2 separate regions of the Mus musculus genome follow, and region 2 is linked to region 1. A link is a loop called in an ENCODE intact Hi-C map of the cell type or tissue named here. Cell type or tissue: heart. All regions are shown on one strand.

Region 1 (8,000 bases):
TGAAGCTCTCCTCCTAAGAGATAACCAGTTCTTTCTTGTTCCTCTTGTGCTAATAAGTTGTAGAGACCCTCAGTGGATATCTAAGAGTCTGTGAGGTCATCAAAAGTCTTAAGGAAACTGAGAAGTAATAGAAAGTTGACATGTGAGCTTTACTACATTAGACCACTAAGATTTTGAAGCTGATAAGTCATCCTGCTTGGACCAGTTTTATCGGTGTGTCATACCCTAGTCATTTATAGTATCTGTCACATGTCTTCTGTTTTCCATAGTGTCTAGGATACCTTTGAACAGATTTAATTAATACATGACTCATGATTTAAAACTACCAACTCGTATTTAGAGTTTATTGGGAAAATTCAAGACAGAGCACAGCATAAGAAATGATAAGAGCTGAGAAGGCAGTCTGATTTTTATCGGACCACTTACTGCTAACAGCATTCCCAAGATTTGACGTGGGACACCACCGTGAGTAGTTGCAACCAGATTTTACACTATCACAATCAAGGACCTTCTTGTAGAGAAAAGCTATTCCCTGACATAAGCCAGCAGGGCTCGGAAGACTGCATCAGAGAGGTTGTTCCTATTGAAAGGTGTTACAGAAACAAAACTTTTGGATCACCAGGTGACCTTTGAGGCCATCTATTGATCGTGGTGCCCCTGGTTTATGATGAAGTTGAAATTCAGAGAATCCCTGGTCCAGCACTGAAATCTTTTTACACATATTTTTATCTGCACATGGTTTTAAAAATCAATACCTTAAAATGCAGTTTTCATAAGCTGGGCAATTGGAAAACTGAAATAAGAGGTCCATAGCGAGCTCTTGGTCTCCATGGGCCACATAGTGAGGCCTTGTCCCCAAAACCAACCAAACAGAAAACAAAAAACAAACAAAACCCAAGGATTGTGGGTAGGTGTGTGGTAGAATGCTTACCTACTATGTCCAAGGCTCTGAGTTTGATTCCCAAACAATAAGCCTTCATTGAATATTTGAGTCAAACTCAAGTACCTCAAGTGCATACCAAAACCAAAAGTAGCTATATGTGTCATAAAAAGATCATATTTTATATGTTGGAAAGAACACTGAAGGTTTTTGTTTTGTGGAAGATTGTTCTATGTTGTACAACATTGATATTAGAGTACATGTTTGCCACTCTCTCCTCACAATGCTGCTAAATGCCTACTTTTAAAGAAGTGTGTGTGTGTGTGTGTGTGTGTGTGTGTGTGTGTGTGTGTAAAGGTTACTTTATGAACTAGATCACAAAAGCATCTGGTTTGAAACAATGCCAAAACCCCAGGTTCACAATTGTACTACAGATATGCCCTCCCACTCCCACCACTGAGCCAATATGGTCTCTGTCTTTATTGTTTCCTGTATAGACTCCAATCTAACTCTGCCTAGCCTCCCACTCAAATATAACTCATATAGAAAGAAGACAAAGAACTCAATGGCAAAAAACAAAACAATTCCATTGGGAAAAAAATGGTTGCATTTAGACATTTGTCAAAAGAAGAGGTCAAATCACTTGTTAGCATCTAGAAGAGTGATCAGCTTCTCTAATGCCAGGAAGACACAAATCAAAACCATAGCAAGATGCCACCTCACCCCATTTAGGATGGTCATGGTACAAGGCCAAAATGGCAAGAACGGTAAGAATGTGGAGTGTTGGTGACCATGTAAGTTACTACAGCTAGTGGGGAAAAGGGCTGCAGATGTGTCAAAACTTTGAAAATAGAACTACTATCAGTCACTCAGTGCCATTGCTGGGCACAGAATCAAGGATACAAGACAATGTGTTTAAAGGACATCCGCACTCTTGTTCACAGCATTAGTTAAAACAGCCAAGGATAGAAATGACTACTGTGTTCTTCAGCTGGTGAGTGAAGACAATGAGCTATGCTTACATCATTTTATTCCAATAAAAGAAGAGAATGAGATCCTGTTATTTCCAACAATGTGGGTAGAATTGGAGATCATTATGCTAGGTGGGAAAGGACGAGTATAAAAAGTAAAGCCCATATGATCCCATTTGTGAGGAACCTAAAGGCAAAATTCTTAATGTTTTTACCCCAAAGAAATGATAAGCATTGAGTCATTATATATGTTTAGGCTGACTTGTAAATAACATGCTACATGCATGTATAGAAACATTGCAGGGTGCTGCGTTAATATGTCCAATATCTCTATCTTTATCTAGCCATCAAAACTGTGACTTTGAGAACACAATATTTGATCGTCAGGCATGACTAAAGCCATCCTCTCAAACCGTCTGTTCCCCTTCATCACAAAGAATAATGGAAAGAGAACAATTAGGGACAGAGTTTGTATCTGCTTCTTTTGTGTTCCCCGTGGCTCACCATTTCCATGATCTGCTCACGAGTCCGACACCTCACCACATTCTAAGCTCTGCTCGGACTGAGCCTGAGGATCTAGCACCTAACAGATGTGCATCCGCTCTCATCCACCTGCCAGCTGTTCAGGATGCTTAGGTGCCTTCCATGGACCATCTCACCTGGGCCATCAGTACTCGGAGGGGGGACTCTGATCTCACAAATGATGGACTTAGATTTCATATTCCAAAGCATTTATTTCAGGACAGCTTGTAAGAGGTGGTGAGTGTGATGATCTATGTCCGTAGTGGATTGACTCTAACATCTGATGTGGTCCCAGGAGTCTCAGTCCACCGGGAGCTGTGCTTCCTTTGCCACGTTCTTCTTCTAATTAACCCCTTCTTTTTCTAATACTATAACTATTTCTAATATTATTACTACTGTCTTCTGCTCCCTTGGACTCTGTAGTCAAGATAGGGAATTGAGTTCTTCAACTTATCAGAATCCTTTCTAGTTTCCTCTTAGCCAAAAGAAAGCTACAATGTTGTGTAAACTTTTTCTCTTCTGTTGCGTTTCCCTTCTCCCAACCTAAAGGCAATTCTAGTTAGCATCCAATTTACTCTTCTGTAATCTGACTCAGTGACTTAATAATTCCTCCCTCCAAAAAAAGGATTCTTCCTTCCTCAAAACTTGATTTTTTTTTCATAATTCTAGGGTTAATAATTAACAACTACCTATACTGCTCATAACACCCAGTAAACAGCTTTACCATACTCTGGGTCTTATTAACATAGAAACCATTCCAGTTTAGAGGTCTAGTAATTCCTATTGGCCTTCAAAATATATTACATCCACACAAAACCTGTGGCATGCAGCAGTGATGCTCTTTCAATGTCTATATGTGAAAACCAGGTTAATTTTCTCCCATTCCCTTATTTGTCATGGTATTGAAGACTGAATTTATATATTAAATAGTAGTAAAACATTTTATAGACTATATGTAAATAGACTGAGGTAAGTTATTGTTTATTCTATATTGACCTAATTAATTTGTTTTTAAGGTGCAAACTTTCCTTTTCTCTTCTCTTCTTCTTTTTTTGTTTTTTTATTCTGTTCTTTTCTTTTTTATTTTTTCTTTTGTTTTTTTTTCTTTTCTTTTTTGTCCCTCTTCTCTTCTTCCTCCTTTTCCTTCTCTGTCTCTCTGTCTGTGTCTCTGTCTCTGTCTCTCTCTGTGTCTGTCTCTCTCTGTGTCTGTCTCTGTCTCTCTCTGTGTCTGTGTCTCTCCCTCTCCCTCCCCCTCCTCTCTCTCTGCTCATCTATCCCAAGCTGACTCAAGTTTCTTACTAGCAAGAGATGTCCATTTTCTGAATCTTTTGTAGCTGTGAACCTCTAGGGGGCGCTCTTTCTCACAAAATATTAGAGTGTAATCTCTGAGTCTGGAATGGGTTTACTCTAGGGGTGTGGCCTCAAGGGAGAACATCTGCCTATAAGAAGTTTGGTTAGACCTAAAGTATAGAAACCATCTAGGTATTTGAAGAATGTCCCCGTGAGCTTAAACTAGTCGTTCCTAGAGCTGCCAAAGCAAGAACCTGGAGGTTCTCTTCGGTGGTCCCTCATCCTGCTGAGCCAAAAGTGATGCCCGTGAGAGGGTTGGTATGGAATTAAAAAGCCTGCTGGGTACTCCTTTCTCCTGGGCAAAAGTTAGAACTTCAATACCTACTACAGTCAGTTCATTTGAAGAGCTAGGCATCAGACTATTTGCCTCGGAGAACCACAGAGCGGTAATAACGGCGGAAGGACTCTGTTGGAATGGAGAGGGGACTTTTAGTTACACGGAATGTTTCCTCTTCAGTGGTCCAGACTGTCCGGATGACTCTCTTGTCCTCTTAGGCGAGACCACAATTCCCTGGAGTGATAAGCCTCCCGGTTAGCTCAGAGTCGGCCTTCATCTCTTCCTCGACCTTTAGCATCTATTGACTAGAAGCCATTTGTTATTCTGTATTAGGAAAACGCAGTGACACAGAGGATCAGAGATCAAGTATATTTCTAATTCTGCGGGTCTGGATAGGTAGCCACGTTCCAAGTTGGGATATGGGTGCCAACTGCTGTTCCCATGCACATTAGTAGCCTACCCTTTGCTGGGGCAGAAACTTATAACGCGGCTCGGACAGCCCCCAAGGCCAGAAAAAGCCTTAGTTTAGCTCCGCCCCGCTCGGCCTGGGTGGCAGCGATGGCCCAGGTCCTCCGGCTCTCGGCCCTGTGTGCAGCTGGCACGCGCGTGTCTCCGCGAGTCTGCGCGTGTCTGTCCGTGCGTGAGAGTGAGATGAAGCGGAGTCCTACGCCTGGGTGTTTCCTTCCAAGTGATTTTGATCAGCAATCCATTAGGGGATCATGAAAAAAAAAAAATCTGGCTAAAAGGATGAAAACTGAGTAAGTACACAGAACTTTGAACTTGAAACGGAATGAGACCAAACGCAAGCAAAGCCCTGACAGTAACCACATACAGCCAAACTGCTATCCCCCTTTTTTATGTTAAAAGCCGTGAATGCTAGCAGCAAAGTGGCAATTTAAAACTGAACGAAAGGAAGCAGCAGTTCTACAACATAAAAGGCTGGGAGCGGGATGGCTTTAAAACCGGAGGGAAAATGAGAAACTGCTAGGACAACCTGGCCGGCGCCCAGCTGTGCAACAGGCACTTCGCGTTAAATCGACTGCGTCTTCGGCTGGTTTCTGCCTCCAGACCCGCTTTACGGTGCTTTCTTTTTGCCCCAAAAGAGGAGACAAGCTGAACTCCTGACTTTAAGAATGTTGTGGAAGTAAGGCATTACCGGAAGGAACTCTTGGTAGCTGGGGATGCATTCGGATGATTTCTTATAACTATCTTTATTTTGACATCTTAAAAAAAAATCTGGCCAGTCACTTCTTACTGTCCTTCATTTAAGGGCTATTAACCACCTCTGACCGCTGGGTCCTATGAATCTTTGGCATGAACCTTCGGAAAGTTTTCAAGCGGAGATGGGGCGAACTTGATTGGAATTGTGTAAAAAGAAGACAGATGTGTGTTTTTTTCACACTGACAACGTGGCCAGGGGCCAAGTGATCCTGGACTGGTCATGGTCTGTCGACCCGGGTTCCTTTGTCGCCGGCGATTTTGCCCCCGACCTTTCCTGGTGGGTTTGGTGGTGGCGATCTGTCTCTTTTACCAGACCCTGACACTCCGAGGGACTAAGAAGATTGCAGCGGACGTCTCTGGCACTGTCCCACACACACCCTCTCAAACTCAGGCTAGCAGATGTGAAGAAGGATACCGGCAGGACAAACAATGCTTCCTTCTCTCTGCGAGTACCCAGGAAACCAGGAAGGTAAGTCTGAGTTGAGTTTATCCTGGGCGTCTGTGGTCGGCCTCTCTCTCCTTTCTGCAAAACTAAAATTAACTTCCATGTGGTCCGAATGGGAGCCAGAGTGAAAACAGTGCGGAGTGACCCGGTGACTGGGAGAGGTATTACATAAGCTGCCAAACTTCCTAAACCTACTTAAAGAGTTCTGCCCTTTATCCTTTAGAGGCTACCTTCATTGCAGTGAGGGAAAATCGCTTTTAAGATGTTAGAAGTCTACGAGAGCTGAGGATTTACACATCAGAAACAAAAGTCAGTTTTAAAATCTGAAAGAAAGAAAGAAAGAAAGAAAGAAAGAAAGAAAGAAAGAAAAAAGTCCGTATCTCTTTCTTAAATCCAAGAGAATGAATGATAAGACTCCCAAATTCAAGGATTCCTCCAGAGTTCCATGTCAAGACCTGCTAAGTTGATTCTGAGTTGGTGACTATGTTTCCAAACTAATTATTTCGGAAGAATTTAAAAGAATATAGTATCATATGCTTCTTAAAAATACTTGACATGGGGTTTAATTGTTCATAGAATTAGGAGAACACTGGTCCAGTATTGGGTCCATACCTAGACTCTAAGCACTCAGGAGGCGGAGGCAGTAAAATTATGTCACGCTTCAGTCCAGCCTGCTTCACATGAAGAGTTCTGGGCCTGCCTGTGTCAAGTAGTGAGGCTTTTTCTTTTTAAAGTGTGCATTTATGCTTGGTGTGGTGGACTACCTATAATCCTGCACTAGAAAGGCAGAGAAGGGGGCCAGGGGTTCAAGGCCAGCCTGGCTAACTACATTGTAAGCCCAAGTCCAGCCTGAGCTATATTACACAGTTTCATACAAAATAAAGGAAGGAAGGAAGGAAGGAAGGAAGGAAGGCAAAAGAAAAGAAAAGAAAGAAAAAAGAAAGAAAGAAAGGAAGGAAGGAAGGAAGAAAAGAAAAGAAAAGAAAGAATGAAAGGAAGGAAGAAAGGAAGGAAGGAAGGAAAACAAAGAAAGAAAGCAAAGAGTTGGAAACAGATCATTCTGTATTAATACCGAGGGTATAGTTGCACTATTTTTACTTGTGAAGTATAGGGTACAACACAAATCCAGGGAACATAAAATGTCCATTTTACTACTGCACTCTGTTCATGCCTGCCAGACAAATGCAGGCCCCTCATTGTCAAGTATAAAGAAGAAAACTAAAAGAGGTGAAAAACAAATTATTTGGGAAGTCGTGATGGAAAACCCACCGAACTGGGTGGCAAGATACCTTTGGGACCTGCAGGAGGTGCCTTTTATCTATGTAGACTTGGGGGGAGTTTCTGAGCCTGCTTAATAGTACTTGGAGCAGAATTTTATCTTGGGTGGCAGCATGGTTGCTGTTGTCAGTACTGACACCTCGGGGGACACTGTGGTGTTTTTCAGGCTCATAGCTCAGGTAGATAGGTAAGTAGGTAGGAAGCGAGTAGGGTTTCTCTTAAACTCAAGTTGGCTGTCACTGAAGGATGCTCAAGTGATCCACATGGCTAGCAGGATGCCCTGTTGCATCCCAGAGAAATCAGGCTGCTTGGTTTCTACCACAATATATGCTCTAAAGAAAAAACGAACTCGACCATTGGCCTAATCATTTCTGAAGCCACAACTTGAAGAACCCCCACCAAGTCACTGTAGATTAAGATGGTGAGCATTTGAAGACCGCCACGGAAGAGCGTTCACTTGTTAGCAAAACTATGAAGATTGTGTTGACTCATGGACAGAGGACGATGACAGATGACAAGGGCAGGGCCATCTTTAAAGGAGGCTTCAACTCACGGTGTGAGTCAATCTCTAGATGCTATGAAGTCACGGAAGAGTCTACTTTTGGTTAATTTATGAGACTATAACTTTTCTTTTTGTTATTTTTCTTGAACGCTTTGAATTTATGACAGATGTCACTGAATTTCAAAGCTGCTTTTCCTTCATTTTAAAGCCACCTTTTGGCGGTTTGTAATAGCGATGTCCTTGAGAAGTAGGTGGGGTACATCTTTCTTTAAATGCTTCAATGTTTCCTAGGAAATGTAGATGGAAACGCTTTATTACTTAACTTTTAGCTTCCTTTACTTCCTTACTAGGCATTTCCTGAGTCCTGCCTCGTTTGTGACTTACGCATATGTTAACTGTTATTTGTAGACCGGCACAGAAAATTCCACTTCAGCTTCAGAAAGCCTGCTTCTTGGAAAACATCTGAAACTTATTGGCTGCTGGTGTTAAAAAAAAAAAAGAAAAAAATTCACTCTAGAATTTTCTTCAACCAAAAGAATGCCAAACACCAAACA
Region 2 (8,000 bases), 86 kb after region 1:
GGTGGAACCTCATTTTAGCACTAAACTTCAGTACAAGATCATCACCCCTAGTTGTGATGAGATGGCTCGTCCTTAGCATTAACCTGACTGGAGTTCTGTGAGGATGTTTATTAAGTAAGGAAGATCCACTCTGAATGTGGTGTCACTGTCTCCCAGCTGGGCCTCCATCCTGAATGGCAAGAAGAAAGGCAGCTGGACACGAGCATTTATCTCTTTCTATTTCCTTACTGTGGGTGCCATGGGAGCTGTGACCTTACACACCTGCTGCTACCCCATAGGCTGTACCCTTAAACGGAAAGCCAAAGTAAACCCGTCCATCCCATGTTTATTGTGTAAAAGGCTTAATGCTTATTTTTTAAAAGTCTGTAATATTAAGGTGATCTGCTGATCCTATCATCAGCACCATAGTGGCCTTTTGTGCAGAAACAGGAAAATCTAGCCTAAATGTGTATAGAATCTCAAAGAGCCTTAAATAGCCAATACAATCTGGAAATTGGGAAGAAGAAAAAAAGCCATACAAAACACAGAGGTCTCAGATTCCTGATTTCTGATAACTATAAAACCATAATTCCTAAAGAGACACAGATCATCAGCTCGATCACAGAACACATAAACTCCCATAAAGATGATCAGAAGACTTGCAACAAAAGCTCAGACTTTTATTGTAAAGGAAAAGAACTATTTCAACAAAAGGTGTTGGGGAAACTGTATATCTGCATTAAAAAACAAAACAACACAACAAAACAAAAAAACCTCTCTCTGCCATTTGCAAGTGATGGGACATTGAGCAAACTACTTCTTATTAAATTATTTTCAAAAGAAAACACTTTGTAGGCTAGAAAGATGGTTCAGTGGTTAAGAGCACTGACTGCTCTTCCAGAGGTCTTGAATTCAAATCCCAGCAACCACATGGTGGCTGACAACCATCCATAATGAGATCTGATGCCCTCTTCTGGTGTGTCTGAAGACAGCTACAGTGTGCTTATATAAAATAAATAAATAAATCTTTTTTTTTAATTGGGTATTTATTTCATTTACATTTCCAATGCTATCCCAAAAGTCCCCCACATGCTCCCCCACCCACTTCCCTACCCACCCACTCCCACTTCTTGGCCCTGGCATTCCCCTGTACTGAGGCATATAAAGTTAGCACAACCAATGGGCCTCTCTTTCCACTGATGGCCAACTAGGCCATCTTCTGATTCATATGCAGCTAGAGACACCAGCTCTGGGGGGGGGGGGGGTGTGATTGGTTAGTTCATATTGTTGTTCCACCTATAGGATTGCAGATCCCTTCAGCTCCTTGGGTAATTTCTCTAGCTCCTCCATTGGGGACCCTGTGATCCATCCAATAGCTGACTGTGAGCATCCACTTCTGTGTTTGCTAGGCCCCGGCATAGTCTCACAAGAGACAGCTATATCAGGGTCCTTTCAGCAAAATCTTGCTAGTGTATGCAATGGTGTCAGCGTTTGGAAGCTGATTATGGGATGGATCCCCGGATATGGCAGTCTTTAGATGGTCCATCCTTTCGTCTCGGCTCCAAACTTTTTCTCTGTAACTCCTTCCATGAAACCTGTCCATCTTAAGTTGCATTTGTGAGACCTTTTGCAGCAGCCACGGGAGAGGAAAGTGATACAACGTAATCATCACCACCGTTTTGAATGTTAAAGATTATTGAAAATGGAAAGGTCGTTAGTGGAGAGTGTTGGAGTAATGGCTGGAGAGCCCTGCCAATCATCAGAGGGGTTTGCCAATGCAGACTGGCTTACCTACTTCCTCACTGTGATGTAACTATTGATCTAATGCTACAGGTCAGAAACCAAGAGCCAGAGAAGTAGGGAAGCCATCTCATTCCTTCAAGTTGTAGCCATTTTTTTTAAAATAAGAAGTATTAGATTCCTATCCACATGTATGCTAGAAAGCTATAAACAAATCTCCAGCAGCAGAAACTGCTTGTGGGAGCTTTCCCATGTAGCCAAAGGTCTTTCTACCTCAATGCTCCGAAAAACAAAGACAACAAAACAAAAACAAAAACAAACTAAAAAACACTACAACAGCAGCAGCAGCAGACAATTGAGCCCTTTCTCGGGTTGTTGGTTGGTCTTTATGTAGGCAGGTTGGAGCACTTCTCTCAGGCAGGCTTGCAGTTTGTCCTCTTCAGATGTGTTCTCAGTGTTTCTTTGGAGGAGCATCTCAGTGCTGACAGCCCAAGGATGGAGCAGGAAATCAATGGTGAGAAGCCTCTCTCTGTATCTCTCCCAGGTTTCTTCTGTTCTTCTCATTGGTTAGTTCCCCAGGCAGTTTCTTCATTTCAGTGATTCTGCCTTCAAGCCAGAGGAAATGAATCTCGCTAACTGTTGTGTTTCTTTTATGCATGTACCATACAAAGGAGAGTGAGGATGTGTGAGACACAGCGACTAAACCTAGACCAGCGAGGAAGAGCCCCTGTCTGGATTGCAGCGGACTTTGGTGGATATTTTTATTTAGATCTGAACACCGAAGAAAAAAAAAAGAAGCAAAACCTGAGAGTTTCAAAGGAAGAAATGTAGTAGTTTTGACTAATATTCAGACCTTTGTCTATTTTTTCTTTTATTTTGTAATTTAGTGCAGCGTTGTCAGCTACTCTGTCACGCAAAGGAATAACAGGAGCACAAAGAACTTGGTTGTTACCTAGTAAATCCAAAGTGCATCTGCCTTTAGGAACAAAATCGCAAGATCTCCACCTTGATCTCTTTCTGAACCTCTACTGTTGTATGTAGTCTTTGCTACAGCACTTTAAGCCTCTGGCGGGTTCCTCTGGATCTGTGGACGGACACACACACACACACACACACACCAGCTTATTTTTATATTGCTTTAGCTCAATGGCCAGGCTCTTCTAAACCTCCTTTGGCTGTCATACCCTTCTTTTTGCTCCTAGCTCAGCTCCCTAAATCTGCCCTTAGCTTCAGTTGCTCAGTTACCTTTAGTCCCAGCTCAATGCCCTAAACCTTCCCTCAGCTTAGTTCTGTTTCTAAACTCCGACCTGCTACCCCAGGCCCAGTCGGTGAAGTGGCCAATGGCCACTCTACCCTAGATCTCACGTGACTGGTGGCTTTTCTCCTTCTGAAGCATGGTGATTCTCCTTCTCCCGCTCCTGCATCTCTTAGCCTGCATGCAGGGCCCCTGGAAGTCCTGCCTCATCTCCTAGCTCCAGGTTCCTGCCCTGAGTTCCTGCCCTGATTCTCCTAACTGATGGAGTGCGACCTGAGAATTGTAAGCTGAAACAAACCTTTCCCTTCCCAAGTTACTTTCGGTCATGGTGTTTTATCACAGCAGTAAAAACCTACCCCTTGCACTTATGTGAAAAGTCAGGCACAGCTGTACACGCTTGTGATCCTAAGACTAGGATGGGCAAAAGTAGGATCCACAGAGCTTTCTGGCCAACCAGGCAAAACCCAGTGAGAAGCTCCAGGCCCAGTTAGTGATCCTATCTCAAAAATGATAGAGGAAGATGCATGGCACACACCTGCACACACACCTGCACACACACAGACAGGCACATGTATATACACATATACACAGATACATAGACACATACATACACATATATACACACACACACATGTGCACACACACATATATATATACACACAAACACACACAGATGTACACATGCACACACACATACACACAGATACGCACACATATATACACAGGCACACACACACATGTGCATGCGCACATATGTGCACACATGCATGTGCACAAATGCTTGTACACACACATGCACACATACACACACATAGAGACAGACACACGCATGCACACACAAACACATACAATACATACAGATACACACACACACACATATACACATGTGCACGTACACATACACACACATACATATACACACACAAACACACAGGGGTGGGAGAGGTCAGTGGTTTGGGGAGATATACAATGGATGTTGAATTTCAAATCAAGCATTCCCCTAGCCTTCTTCTGGTAGTAAAGAAAGATATTTGCTCTCAACAGTATTGGAACGGTTATGGAAGAAAACAGTAGTAATTTCGAGACACTCGAGGGTTCACTCATTTTCATAGCCATAGAGACCAGGACACTGACTTGACTTGAACAAATCTCCAGCATTAGAAAATAAGAGTCCATTAATGTGAGGCATTCACTGACGTGTGCGTGGCCTCCTCCCTCGGCTGTATGTCGCAGAGATTTGCTCCTGAGATCATGTCTGTTGTGGCTCATCTCTAGAACATCGCATTGTAGGGTGTATGCATAATAAGACACATTTATTAAGACTAATGCCTTGGCGCAGGCATTTGGTCTCTTCCAACATGTCACATTGAAAACTAATCGTGATAGCAACTGAAAGCGAAAGTCGCAGCAAAGCATATGGAAAATGAAACATGCATGCAGATTCCTACGCAGAATCAGAATCTTGCCTTCTGAGCTAGAGTTGTGATTAGAAAGGACACCTGTCCTGTCAGAAATGTAATTAACTGAATAAGAGAGTAGCTTTGAAAGGAGTTCTCCCCTTTGATGATGGGGTAGACGTGCTCCTGTTTGTGAGAGATGCATAGACTCTATTATACAGCAAACATCTTTCAAACCCTGTGATTCATCGCATATATAATTTTTGAGACTATTTTTAAAAACTACTTCTAGCACCATCTAGTGGTCAGATGGAGGATGTTCTCTTTTCCTCTTTTTTTTTTTTTTTTTTTTTTTTGTCATTTTTACTAAAGAAAAGGAGCCTGGAGCCCACAGTATAGCATTCCAAAGGGTCACCTTGTCCCAGAATGACAAAGCAAGGAATTCACCCATATTAAGTGAGGGGATCTTCTTGCCTGATGTGTCTCACTCAACCACTTTTGTGAGAATGCAAGCCCTGACAGCAATTCAAACCTGCAGGGAGACAGGAGTCCTAGGAACCAGAAGGAGAGGTCTCATTCGGTGTTCACTCAGCTGTAAGGAAATCTAGGTAAAATAGTTCCATTTGGCCTTCTTTTAGACTTATAAAGTGGAAATGATTTTATTGATTTTTCCTTCTTCATGTGGTCGTTATAAAATGCTTTGTATGGCAAGCTTTATTATAAATCTGTATGCGTTGCATATAAGGTTTCTTAGTTACGGTTCTATTGATGTGAGGAGACACCACAGCCAGGGACACTTGTATAATAAAGCATTTAATTTAGGGCTGGTTGACAATGTCAGAAAGTTAGTCAATGATCATCACGGCCAGGAGTGTGGTGGCATGCAGGCGGGCTTGCCTATGAGGCTTGTTTTAAATATAAATTGGCAGGACTTTGTAAGGGTTCATATGCCAGGGTAGTTTTATAGATAAGCTACCCTAAAAAATTAATAAGACATAGCATTAAATCCTTACTTATATATTAGACACTGACTGTATCTAGCCCCTCTTTAACCTCACATAATTATTTATGGGGTAGATGCACTCATGTTCAGATCCATATCTCCTGCTACACCACTATTCTGGATTTTTTAGGCTGATTATATTATCCAAACTAAGGAAGAATTTATTTGGAAGAAACTATTATGGCTGGATCTAAGAGGAGATTACATTTAGTTACTCATTCTGCTTTTATTATGTCATCAGATAACACAATCCTCCTGATAGAGTGCTCATGGGCATTATGATTAAGCACTGCAATGTGCACTTACAACAGGCAGAAGATGGTTTGGTTTTGTTAGGAAACTCAACAGCAGACCAGAATTGCTAGCCTTGAGCGAGAAAACTCTCCAGGCCTCACTACTTGCTTATATGAGATCTTCTAGGGATCCCCTTATACCTTATCTTATTACCCCTTTTCTCATGTGACTATACTAGACTCAACTGCTCAAGCTATCGATATCTCTGCCAAGCAAAAGGAAGGCCTACCGTGGGAAGCTTTATGCTGTAGTCACATATTTGGAGTTAAGGATGAGAGGTCAAGGGTGAGTCTCCTATGAGTGCAAACAGCAGCTTCAGGTCTGGGCCTCTCTGGTATAATAGCACCACCTTCCGGGCCTGGAAGGACTGGGTTCATATCTTTAAATTGCTTTGAATACTGCATGTTATACGTGTACAATGAGAAGTTTATGGGCATTAAATATTTTTTTTCACTATATTGCAAAGAGCTTGTCTTGGTCAGTGTTCCAATTCTGTGAAGAAACATCATGAACAATACAATTCTTATAAAAGAAAGCATTTAATTGGCAGCTTGCTTGCAGATCCAGAGGGTCAACCCATTATCATGATGGGGGCATGGTGGGAGTATGGCAGTACTGATGGCCTTAGAAAAAGCTGAGAGCTACATCCTCTTTTACAGGCAGATAGCGTAGAGTGAGCTTTTGAAACCTCATAGCTCATCCCAAGTGGCGTACTTCTTCTGACAGGGCCACACCTCTTAATCCTTCTAATCTCAAGTAGTCCCACAACCTGGTGACTAAACATTCAAACATATGAGCCAATGGGACCATTCTTATTGAAACCACCACAGTGGTCTAGTTTTATTTTTATTACTGTGATTAAAAATAACATATGGAAAGAGGTTTATTTGGCTCACAATTCACTGTTGCAATTCATATTGTGGGGACGTCAAGTCAGGAATTTAAAGATCACATTCACAGTCAAGAGAAGAAAGGTCAAACCCATGGGTCTTTGCTTCCTTCCTTCCTTCCTTCCTTCCTTCCTTCCTTCCTTCCTTCCTTCCTTCCTTCCTTCCTTGCTCTAGGCTAGCTTTCTCTTCTCTCATACTATTCAGGACTACCTGTCTAGAGAATGGCACTGCTCACAGTGGGCTGGGTTTTCCTATATCAATTAAGCAATCAAGACAGGACCCCTAAAATCGTGACCTTAACCCAACCTGATTTTGTTAATTCTTCATTTAAGACTCTCTTCCTAGGTAATTCTAGGTTGTGTTAAGTAGACAGTTAAAGCTATACCAGATAGCTAGTCTAGCCGATTGGTGAGATCAAAGTTCGGTAAGAACCCTTGTCTCTAAAAACAAGTCAGAAAATGAGAGAAGACACCCATATAGACACATATGGACAAAGCCCTCCATATAAACATATGTATACCCTAGATCTGTGGTTTTCAACGTGTAGCAACCCCTTTAGCAAACTTGTATCTCCAAAAATATTTTCATTATGATTCATAATAGGAAAATTACAGTTATGAAGTAGCAACAAAAATATAATTTTATGATTAGGGTCTCTACAACATGAAGAACTGTATTAAAGTGTCACTGAAGTAGAAAGATTGAAAAAACACTGGTCTATAGAAAAGTAGTCTATCAAATACAAAACACTGAACTGAAAGCTGCCCTTAATTTTATGTCATCCTGCTACATGGCACTTCTCTTGCTATCCACCTCATTTTAATTTAAGGGTGATTCCTTGCTGGTAGACCTCACTCACAGTTCTTCAAGTCAAGTCACACACATTGCAGTACTATTGGAGCAGACTCATTCCACAGCATCTCTCACTGACTGTAGACTGTAAAAAGGGGAGAGAAAGTTGGGAAATAGGATCTCTCTCTCTCTCTCTCTCTCTCTCTCTCTCTCTCTCTCTCCCCTCTCCCCTCTCCCCCCTCCCCCTTCCCCTCTCTCTCCTTTCTTCCCTCCCTCCCTTCTTCCCTATCCCCCTTTTGATGTTGGAATTCGATGTGCTTAACATCACTGAACTTTAAGTGTCACAATTGGACTCAACAAACAAATTTCTCTAGAATGGAGTTGAGATGCAGGGCTGTACTTATTTTTCAAGTATGAAGCCATCACTATTCATGACCCAGTAATCCAAATATTTCTGTCACAGGAATGTTTACTCTGACTCTAAATAGAATTACTAAGAAAGATGATGTGTTTAAGTGAACTGAATCTGTTCTTCGTCTTCTGTTTCGTGTTTTGCAAATGCTTCAGTTTCTTTAGCCTTCTCCTCCACTCAGCGTTGGTCAGTCTACAGCCAGTTTTAGAATAGTGCTGTGTCACCCAAGAGAAAGAAC

The links. A loop is a pair of places that touch in the nucleus more often than their neighbours do. Peaks named below come from ENCODE experiments on the same cell type or tissue, not always from the same donor. Only the 100,000 strongest peaks of a DNase experiment are listed, where the experiment ranks them.
Region 2: a loop joins it to region 1, with 7 times the contacts of the local background. A loop is called at or near these places in 24 of 42 quality-filtered maps.

The regions. Positions count from the first base shown.
Region 1 is chr6:21,981,370-21,989,369 of GRCm38, forward strand. Cped1 (cadherin-like and PC-esterase domain containing 1) reads left to right here and starts at 4,541. Exons shown (of 22, transcript NM_001081351.1): 1 at 4,541-5,690. The coding sequence starts at 5,442. In heart, a CTCF peak has its summit at 3,727 (motif pointing right); DNase peaks (open chromatin) are centred at 3,902, 4,552, 4,972 and 5,582; H3K4me3 peaks cover 2,870 bases; H3K27ac peaks cover 2,026 bases.
Region 2 is chr6:22,066,951-22,074,950 of GRCm38, forward strand. The region is part of intron 4 of Cped1 (cadherin-like and PC-esterase domain containing 1); the gene reads left to right. Among named protein-coding and RNA genes, the nearest start is that of Cped1, 85 kb to the left of the region's middle. In heart, CTCF peaks have their summits at 949 (motif pointing left), 4,663 (motif pointing left) and 6,013; no DNase peak of the experiment used is centred here.